2 separate regions of the Homo sapiens genome follow, and region 1 is linked to region 2. The links are chromatin contacts, found by Hi-C or POLR2A ChIA-PET in ENCODE. All regions are on one chromosome and are shown on one strand. Each heading gives the region's core, a stretch centred on a gene start or an enhancer-like site at or near the end of the contact. The rest is flanking DNA. Distances are from core to core; before and after follow the strand shown.

Evidence for each region. Hi-C counts contacts between places; a loop is a spot of excess contacts on that map. ChIA-PET counts read pairs that join two places held with the same protein, here RNA polymerase II (POLR2A). Pooled maps may share reads with other maps.
Region 1: a loop to region 2 is called in a pooled map, with 5 times the contacts of the local background. The contact joins two enhancer-like sites. A Hi-C loop is called at or near these places in 1 of 168 maps with a recorded cell type or tissue (endothelial cell of hepatic sinusoid) and 4 of 50 pooled maps. POLR2A ChIA-PET finds 5 or more read pairs at or near these places in 2 of 52 experiments (WTC11 and activated naive CD4-positive, alpha-beta T cell).

Annotation. Positions count from the first base shown.
Region 1 is chrX:17,544,601-17,549,267 of GRCh38, reverse strand. The region is part of intron 1 of NHS (NHS actin remodeling regulator); the gene reads right to left. The region is part of intron 1 of LOC101928389 (a long non-coding RNA gene); the gene reads right to left. Among named protein-coding and RNA genes, the nearest start is that of NHS-AS1, 12 kb to the left of the region's middle. RefSeq lists enhancers at 1-189, 705-1,219, 1,229-1,338, 1,220-1,736. Within about 2 kb of position 1,472, at least 3 of the 41 ENCODE cell types and tissues checked have a DNase peak (open chromatin) inside an H3K27ac peak, as active enhancers do.
Region 2 is chrX:17,612,628-17,617,365 of GRCh38, reverse strand. All of the region lies in intron 1 of NHS (NHS actin remodeling regulator), which reads right to left. Among named protein-coding and RNA genes, the nearest start is that of NHS-AS1, 56 kb to the right of the region's middle. Within about 2 kb of position 2,930, at least 2 of the 41 ENCODE cell types and tissues checked have a DNase peak (open chromatin) inside an H3K27ac peak, as active enhancers do.

The sequences.
Region 1 (4,667 bases), core at 223-2,722, 67 kb after region 2:
TCCAGAAAAGCCTGTTATTCACAGCCACTAAAGGACCTGGCCCTGGCCTGGCCTGGCAGACACTGAAGAGGGCTGTTTTTCTGATGCTAATGTGCAGCCTAGCTTTCATTTTCTTTCTTTTTTTTTTTTTTTTAATGAGGGGCCTACTCATCTTGAAACCTTTTCAAATAGGTCTCCCCCTCCCTTTCTTCCAGTCTCTCCACCCCCACCCTCTTTGTTTTTAAGCAGGAAAACTTGTTTCCCCCAAATGCATCCATAGAGATGGGAAAATTAATTTAAACAGACATGTGTCAACCCCGTTCTTAAAAAAAAGGGACAAGTATGACGTTACAAAATTGTACTTCAGGAATCATTATGCAGAACAGAGCATGGTGGTGTCTTGATTCAACGTTCACCTTAAAAGCAAGGGGGGGCAGCCATCCCCCAGGGGCCTGTTGTCAGCCCTCTTCCTTTTCCTCTCTCTGCAGCCTAGCTTTTATTCTGCAATTCATAGATCCCCTAGGATGGGCTTCTGTGAGTCCTCTGAGGCTGTCTGGAAGATCATGCATGTATGTGGTGCATATACACATGTGGCATGTACAAGCATGTACACATGAAGATGTGTGTACAAGTGTGTGAGAGAGCATACATGTGTATGGGCACATGCATGTCTATATGTGTATGTGCATGCAGGAATGTGTGCGTGTGTGTGTGTGGTGCATGTGCATACATGCATGGCCCTAGTTTCTAGCAGTCTTGAATCTCTCCTGTAGTAAATTCATCTTTTCTCCCATCATGTCCATGTCAAGAACTCATATGATTCTACTATGTTACTACCCCCACCCCAGCCTCTGTTCCCTGGGGATCCACAAAACTGGCACATAGATGGAGCCCAGGAAAAATGTGCTGAATGACTTCAAGCAGTCTGTTAGATAGCACTGGTGTGAGACCCATCTGCACCCCAATCTGCATGGGAAAAAAAAAAACTCATTCGTCAAATCTATTCTTCCTTCTGGTTTCCTGGCTCTTAATGGCCTCACCATTTTTCTTATCAAGCTCCATGTCCTTGACACCTTCACAGTTGGCCTCCCTCTAGCCAGCCAGCCCCCTTGTGGAAACAAGCCTCCAGAATGTATCTGGTATCTATTACATCAAGCAAAAACTGTGTGCAGAATGGCCCTTGGGTCCTCCCCACCTATGCTGATTCTGGCTTGGTCTTGCAACTTGCTTTGGTCCATGAGAAAATAGCAAGTCTGACTCAAGCAGAGACATGAAGAAACACCTGTGCTTCCAGGCTTGTCCTCTCCTGCTTGCTTCTGCAGGCCCTTCCACCACCATGTGAACAAGCCCGGACTAGCCTCCTGGAAGGCACAAGACCACATGGAGAGAGGACCCAACAATGCAGCTGCTGCAGCTGAGACGCCAGCCATGGAGGTGAGGCCATCCTAGACCTTCCAGCCCTGCTGAGTCAGCTCAGACCTGGCAGTCTGCCCAGCTGACCCACAGGATCATGAGAAAGAATAAGTGTATGTGTCTGTAAGTCACTAAGTTACAGCAAGAGATAACAGAAACACCTGCATTACTTCCCCATAGCCACCACCTCTAACACTTAGCCTCATTTTTCCCAACTCAGATAAAATGTCTAAAGAAAACAGAAAACATTAAATCACATTTGGTTATATATTTAGAACGTCCCTTTATTGAAAGGAATTAAACTATATAAAATCAGGACTGTATGGGAGATGCTAAGTTAAATGGGTCACCATAATGACAGCCTAGAGACATGCAGAGTATGGCACAGAGTGGGCTCTGAATGAATACTGGCTGGACTCCTGAGCTCATCTAATCTCACTTCCGATTTTACAGATGAGAAAACAGAGGCTCAAGGAAAGTATGTGGCTTCCCTGCAACATGATGCTCAATACACGAAAAAAGGGGGTATCCAGATGACTCGTGACTTGCCTGGATCAGAGGGGTAGGGATGGGCTCAGCAGCGCCCACTGCTCACTGCTTTGAATCCACAGAGTCTGTCTGGTTGTTTGTGACTGGCACACAGCAGGTGCTCAATTAATGTCAAATGAGGACACCCATGTGGAAAACTTGTTACACTAAAGGAAAAAATCATACCTGCAGGGCCCTTCTTCTCCACTCACACAGAATCATGGAAAATGTACCACCTTCCCAATGCAAGAAAAAGTTTAGCTCTGGGCACCCTGCAGCAAATGCCTGAAGGGTGCAAAGAAAAGGAGCAGACTCCTCCTGGACCCCAGGGAGGAAAGCAGAGGCCTCCAAGAGGCCAGCATACATTGACTGCCCTCATTTATTTTATACTTTTCTCATTCTGTTGAGTCAAGGTCAACCTCCACTTGATCTGACCCCTGATCAGTAGAACAAGTCCAGGCAGCAGAACAATCAATGATCATGCCATGCCAAGGACGTGTTAAATGCCACCTTCTCCTCCTCTCATTTTTCTTCAATGAGAAAAGCTAAACTCATTTCTACGCAATCTTTCAGTGGCAGCAGCCAAGAATAAAAAAGCCCTGTGTCTTTAATTCCAGATCTTTCAGTGCTTCTCCATTCCTTGTTTCATTTATGTCACGTGCATATATGTGTGCATGTGTGTGCCATGTGTGTACAGGTGTGGTGTGAGCTCCTTGTGGGCAAGAACTGCCTTATTTATAGCTCTATCTCCAGTACCAAGCACATGCCTGGCATTCAGTTATGTGCTCAGTGAACCAATGAATGAATGAATAGATCATACTCAGAGGTTTCTCTGGGTGAGTGACCCCTTGAAGCTCCACTGTGGTTGCACCATGTAGCCAAAACATAAATTGTGTGAGCTTGAAACAAAGCCCCCGCACCATTTTTTAAGTTATTGTCTCTCAGTTTCAAACCCACTTTTTCTATACTCTGCCCTGTGATACTAGGGCTGGGACTCTGCACACCTCATTTCTGTTTTGCCAGCTGCACCCTGTTTGGCCCTGCCAGGAGGGGAATGAGACAGAGAATGGCAGGATGGAGGAAGAAGAAGGGGCTTGTGCCTCCCTTTCCTCCTGTTTCCATGAGCATTCCCTAATAATAGCCCTACATTCAGGCAGTGGCAATTGGCCCCAGAATCTAGTCCCTTTTTTTGGCAGTCCCTGAGCCAGTCTCACTGTACCCCCTCTGAGACACCAGCACTAGCCAGGCAGCACTTCCTCCTCAGGTGTCTGGGTCTCAGCTCTGCAGGGTATTAACTCCAAAGTTCTCATAACCTTAATCCCTTCCCTTTGTCAGCCCAGTCTTAAGGGTGTTCTCTGCTTTCTGCAGTTCCCATCTCTGCTACACTTTCTGCCTCTTCCATCCTCTAAGATCTGTTTAACCAATGCCTTCTGCTAAATTCTCTGTTAAAATAATTGGCATGTTGCTCTTCTCTGGGCTGAATCCCAACTGATATGGGAACTATGGTGTTTGTAGGGGTAACAGCACCTTGTGCACTCCTCCAAAAGATTAGAAGTCAGGCACAGTGACCTCCGCTTGGACTTGAATAGGACCCTTCCAAATCTGGCTCTGACCTAGAGAACAGACAAAATGCCTCATTCCTACAGCAAACAGGACACAAACAATGTCCATGGGCCTGGACACTGACCAATGTATGGAGTACCTGGACAGCAGACACTCCAAAAATATTTATTGAACAAATGAATGGGCCCATGGCAGAGACAGCTATGGACTCCCCAGGCAGGAGCTGGACTACATTTCCCAATTGCTCTTACAGTCAGGGGTGCCCATGTGAATGAGTCCTGGCCAATGTGATGTACACCACTTCCAAACCTGGCCCACAGACATCTCCTACCGGTAAGATTCCTCTGTGGACTGGCCAGGTATAGACGATCCAACGGAAAACTCTAGAGTGGAAGAGCCTGGTTTCCGAACGACCAGGTGGAGGACCTCCTGCCAAATGTTGAAACAGAAAACGTTGAAATGGGACTATTAGCCGAGCAAATAATAAATGTCTATTGTATTAAGCTGCTGAGATTTGGGAATTGCTTGTTCCAGCAATTAGCCTCCCCAGATCAATAAAGAGGCCAAGGGCACAAGTTTGATCTCTAGCCCTGGCCATCACACTCTTCAATGCAGGCTTTGGGGCATGAAGGTGGCTAAGCAGGAATTTGGATGATCAGCACAAGCTCATTTCAACACCTGGAGGAACAGCTCAAAGGGCACAGCCTCCTGACAGCAGGTCCCTGCCCAGCAGGGAGAGCACATGATTACAAGCAGTCCTTCCATCCTGAAAATGGAGTCAGCCAGTTCTGGGGCCTCACATAGGTAAATCTATGGAATGATTAACCAAACTGACTAGCTCCTGCAGAGTTAGTGTCGCTGGGACTCTTCACAGAATAACAAAAGATCATCTGCCCGGGATGACTTTAGACATTGAACTTGGAGGAAAGAGACTGAGCTAAGTGATTTTTTCCAATTAATAAATAAAGTGTTGTCTGGGTGTGGTGGCTCATGCCTGTAATCCCAGCACTTTGGGAGGCTGAGGCAGGTGGATCACCTGAGGTCAGAAGTTCAAGACCAGCCGGGCCAACATGGCAAAACTCCGTCTGTACTAAAAATACAAGAATTAGCTAGGCATGGTGGTGGGTGCCTGTAATCCCAGCTACTCAGGAGGCTGAGGCAGGGAGATTCGCTTGAACCCGGGA
Region 2 (4,738 bases), core at 1,681-4,180:
CTAATCAAAGCCATGAGCATCTAAAAACATGGCATCCCGGTGCTGTGGACGATAAAACATGCAGTTGACTCATGTGCTGTGAGATGCTGGTGTAGACCTTGGCTGCAGAAGGAAGCACAGATCAGTGTGGTTGCGTAGGGGCAGCTGCAGTATAGACGCAGACCCCAATTCACAGCCTAGCCTGGCCAACAAACCCGGGAATTACACAGGCCCTTTCATCCCTGGATTTTCAAGTGCTTTGTCAACAGAATCCTATTACTTTCACGACAGTCCCGGGAAGCCAGCAGTAGGCCCCAGTTTCACAAAGCTGATGGCAAGGCTGGAGAGAAAAGGCAGCTGGCTAATCGAAGGTCTCTAATAACTATCCCTGTCACACTTTTTTTTCTTTTACAATTAAATTACGAGGACAGAGGAATAAGCTGAATGATACTTAGAAATCTTTGTGCCCTAAGACTGTATGCCCCGAAACAATTGCTACTAGTCACATGTGGCTATTGGGCATTTGAAACAAGGCTAGTATGTCCAAAGAATGGAATTTAAAAATTTTGTTTAATTTTAATTAATTCAAATGTAAATGTACAGGCTGATATTAAATCCAGTTATTGGGAAAATTTTAAATACATTTGGAAGAATTTGGATATGTGTATCTACTTTTTCAACTGTAAATTTTATGAAATCTAAATACATATCAAGTATTTCTGATGAAAATTAAGCATTTGAATTAAGATGCACTGCACGTGTGCAATGGATATGGGATTTTGAAGACAATACAAAAAATATGAAACATCGCATTAATAATTTTAAAATATTGATTGCATTTTGAAATGGTAATAGTTTGGACATTTGGGCTAAATAAAACACATAATCAAAACTAACATCACCTGCTTCTTTTTACTTTTGTAATTTCATTATTAGATATTTTTAAATGACATCTGTGTTTTGCATTGTATTTCTAAGGTACAACTATATTCAAGAATGAAAAGAGATTTGCACAAGCAGATGTCATCTACCTGCCCAGCCAAGTTGTTGTCACAGATGCGCATACATACAGACCCACCCAATGTATAAAATAACAAATGGCAACCAAAAATCTACTGCCAAGATCTCTGAAGAGGTGGCGCCACCCAGCCAACTGGGGATTGTGACAGAAGTGACAGTGTCTCAACTTGACTTGCCCTTTGAAGGACTTTGGACAAATGAATCCCTTTAGCCATCCTTACAGCAGCAAATGCTAATCTTTCTTTACCTTTGATACAGGGATATCGCTCACTCTGTTCATTTACCAGGTTGTCATTAGGGCCAGGCCACTAGCTGGTTGCTATAGTGGGCCACAGAGACAAATAAGACATAGTCCCTGGCTCAAGGGGTTTGCAATCTAATTGTTTTCAAGCACGTAATTAACTATTTTTTTAAAGTTAGACTGAACTAAATGCTGAAATTGAGCTCACAATAAAGGGCTCCCAGAGCATAAGGGTGAACAGTGATGAATTCTGCCTATGGATATCAATCAGGGTGGGCTTTCCATGCAGTAACACTTAAGATGAACTGTGATAGGCATGCAGGATGTTGTCGGTGGGGTGGGGGGGTGGGCAGTGCAGATGATGTAAACAGCTGAGCCAAGGAATGCATGTAAATGGATAGTGCGTTCAGGGAATGGTGTGGGGGAAAAGGGAGAGAGGTCCTGACAGATGAGGTTTGAAAAGTCCAAAGGGACCAAACGACAAGTGAATCAGTTGAGACTAGTGTGGTTTTGGAGGAGAGGAGTGATGGGCTCATGGAGACCATGGCAATACTCCAAGCAAGAAACAGCAAGAGCATGGCTGGGTGCAGTGGCTCACGCCTGTAATCACAGCACTTTGGGAGGCCGAGGTAGGAGGCTTGATCCCAGGAGTTGGAGACCAGCCTGGACAATATGGAGGAACCTCATCTCCACAAAAAAAAAAAAATTAGCCGAGTGTGTTGTCATGCACCTGTAGTCCCAGCTACTCAGAAGGCTGAGGTGGGAGGATCACTTGAGCCCAGAAGACTGATGCTACAGTGAGCCATAAGTGTGCCACTGCACCCCAGCCTGGGCAACAGAGTGAGACCATATATATATATATATGTGTATATATGTGTATATATATACGTATATATATGTGTATATATACGTATATATATACGTATATATGTGTATATATACTATATATATACGTATATATATAGTATATATACACGTATATATATACACACATATGTATATGTGTGTATATATATATATACATATATATATACACACATATATATATATATGTATGAATGACAAGAGCCTGCCCTGGGACAGGGAAAGAAAAAGTGAGAAAGAGAGGGAAGATGCAAAAGGCATAGTGGAGGAATATTAAGCTATCAGGGAAGTAAGGGAAGAGGGAAAGGAGCTCATGGTGTTGTCATTAAGTGAGATTAGGGAACACAGGAGGAAGGAGAGATGTGACATGATATGATGTCTGAAAAAAAGCACTGCAAACTCTTTGGAAGAAAGCCTGGATTAACACAAGACATTGATAACAGACCACAGGCCCATGAACCTACCTAATGTCTAGTGTGGTACTTGGCTGTTAGCAAAAACCTTTATCACACAATGAAGATGGGAAATTGCTAAGGAGGGGAAAAAGTTCATTTTGTGACTTCCTGAGTTAATTTTCAAACGTGAGGTAGCATGAGTGTAGATTGTTGACACTTAATACATGTAACACTGGAAATGAAACAAACACATATCAAGCATGGGTGCTGGAGTCCTAACAATACACCTATAATCAGTTGTAAGTCAAAGCTCTGCCCTTGGAAAATGTAACCCGCTGTGATGAAAGGATTATGTAATTTTTTCAGGGTCAAACTTATGAGAGGGTTTGCTTGTACAAGTGGAACATACACCAACACCCCCACCCCCACCACCGTTGCAAGGAGAGCTCAGGTTTCAAAAGCAAGCTTTCTGCCTAGCCCTAGCCCTCAGGCTGAGGTTCTGTGGTTTCAGATTGGTTTTGGCTTCAAGCAAAGGCAAGTCCTTCCTTCTGCTCTCAGAACTAATTCCAGCATTTATGGTTGAGCCTTGCGGCCTCTTGTCTGCTGACCATGTGAGGAGCTTCAAAGTCTTTGAGATGTGATTATTTGTTCTGTCAACAGCTCCACGCCTCTGAAAAGTGAGGGCCACTGCTTATAGCTATCACTCATCCTCTCTCTCTCCCTGTATTCACAACAGTGCAGACTTTCTTCTGGAGGACGCTCAGCACTTTAACACCACCTCCCCAGTCCAATTGATACTAAGTGATACCAGGTGTCTCTTTTAATCTCACAAGAACAAACCAAACACTATGCCCCTATACCTACCCCCAGAAGAAAGTGCATATTGAGCAAAATGGGTCTACTAGCAGATTAATCACAAACCCATTAATTAATTCAATTTCATGGGGAACTGATGGATCTGTAGCTTCTTTATATTTTTGCATCATTTTTTGTCATCCTCAATAGAACCACCGGTCAGAATGATCTTGTTGACCATTATCTGAAGTTCAAGTCTCTTGTGTTTAACTGCACTCTTCAGTATTTATCCCACTGTCACAGTACATTTAAAATATTTCTTTAAAAGGCCACCTTAAGAGGAACTGAATAGAATGCATGCACTGTGGAGGGGAAGGGTCATTATGAGAAGTTACAAGAACAGAAGTGGGATTTGTGCTCTAAACATGAACCTGGGTTGAATTCAGATGCCAGGGATGGGTTTTCCTCCAGTGCTACCATTAGATGTGCCTTCAGAAAGTCAGTTTCTGAAGCTCTAAGAAGGGGGGCAGAAAATGCTTTCATCACAGGCAGTCAGAAGGGAAGAGCTCTTGTTCTAAAGATCATGATGATCAGAACAAGTAGAAGGTCTCAAGGAAATGAAGTTAGGCCTTGCAAATAAACTGAATCTAGGGGGAAGGGTTGTTCTTGTAGTACGAATGGCCATTTGGATCTTAACCCTGGCACTTGGAAACACTGGGACACTACCTTTAAGACCAAAGGCACGATCTCAGCTCACTGCAACCTCTGCCGCCAGGGTTCAAGCGATTCTCCTGCCTCAGCCTCCCAAGTAGCTGGGATTACAGGTACCTGCCACCATATCCGGCCAATTTTTGTATTTTTAGTACAGACCAGGTTTCACCATGTTGGGCAGGCTGGTCTTGAACTCCTGACCTCAAGTGATCCACCTGCCTCAGCCTCCCAAAGTGCTGGGATTACAGGCCTCAGCCACTGTGCCCAGCCTTAGCACCATTACTTTTTTGTTCAACGTCATTACTGCATCATGACTATGAGATATGTTAAAAAAAAAAAAAAAGTGATGAAAACAGCAATTACTTTTGAAAAATGATCAATCAGTACATCCATACAGCATACCTATCACACACAGGCAGCCAAGGGGATGCAATCTAGTTTGGAAGATAAGACGTGCACATGGGAGAGAAATGCCTTGCAAGGCTCTGTTTGAGGTTGAACAAGAGAGTGGTATAGGTGGTGAGAGCTCTGATTTAAGGAATGATCACTTCCTGCTGTAGAAGCCAGAACAGGGCCTGGCAAAATAAGCAGAGTTTGGATGGATAGAGAGACGAGGAAGGCACAAAAACATGGGAAACAGTGGACCAGATGGAAGATCCAAGGCATTTCCAGAGTGCAGTGAACAGGGCAGCAATCAGGGCAAAAGTAGTGTGGATCTATTTTCCCATTTGCA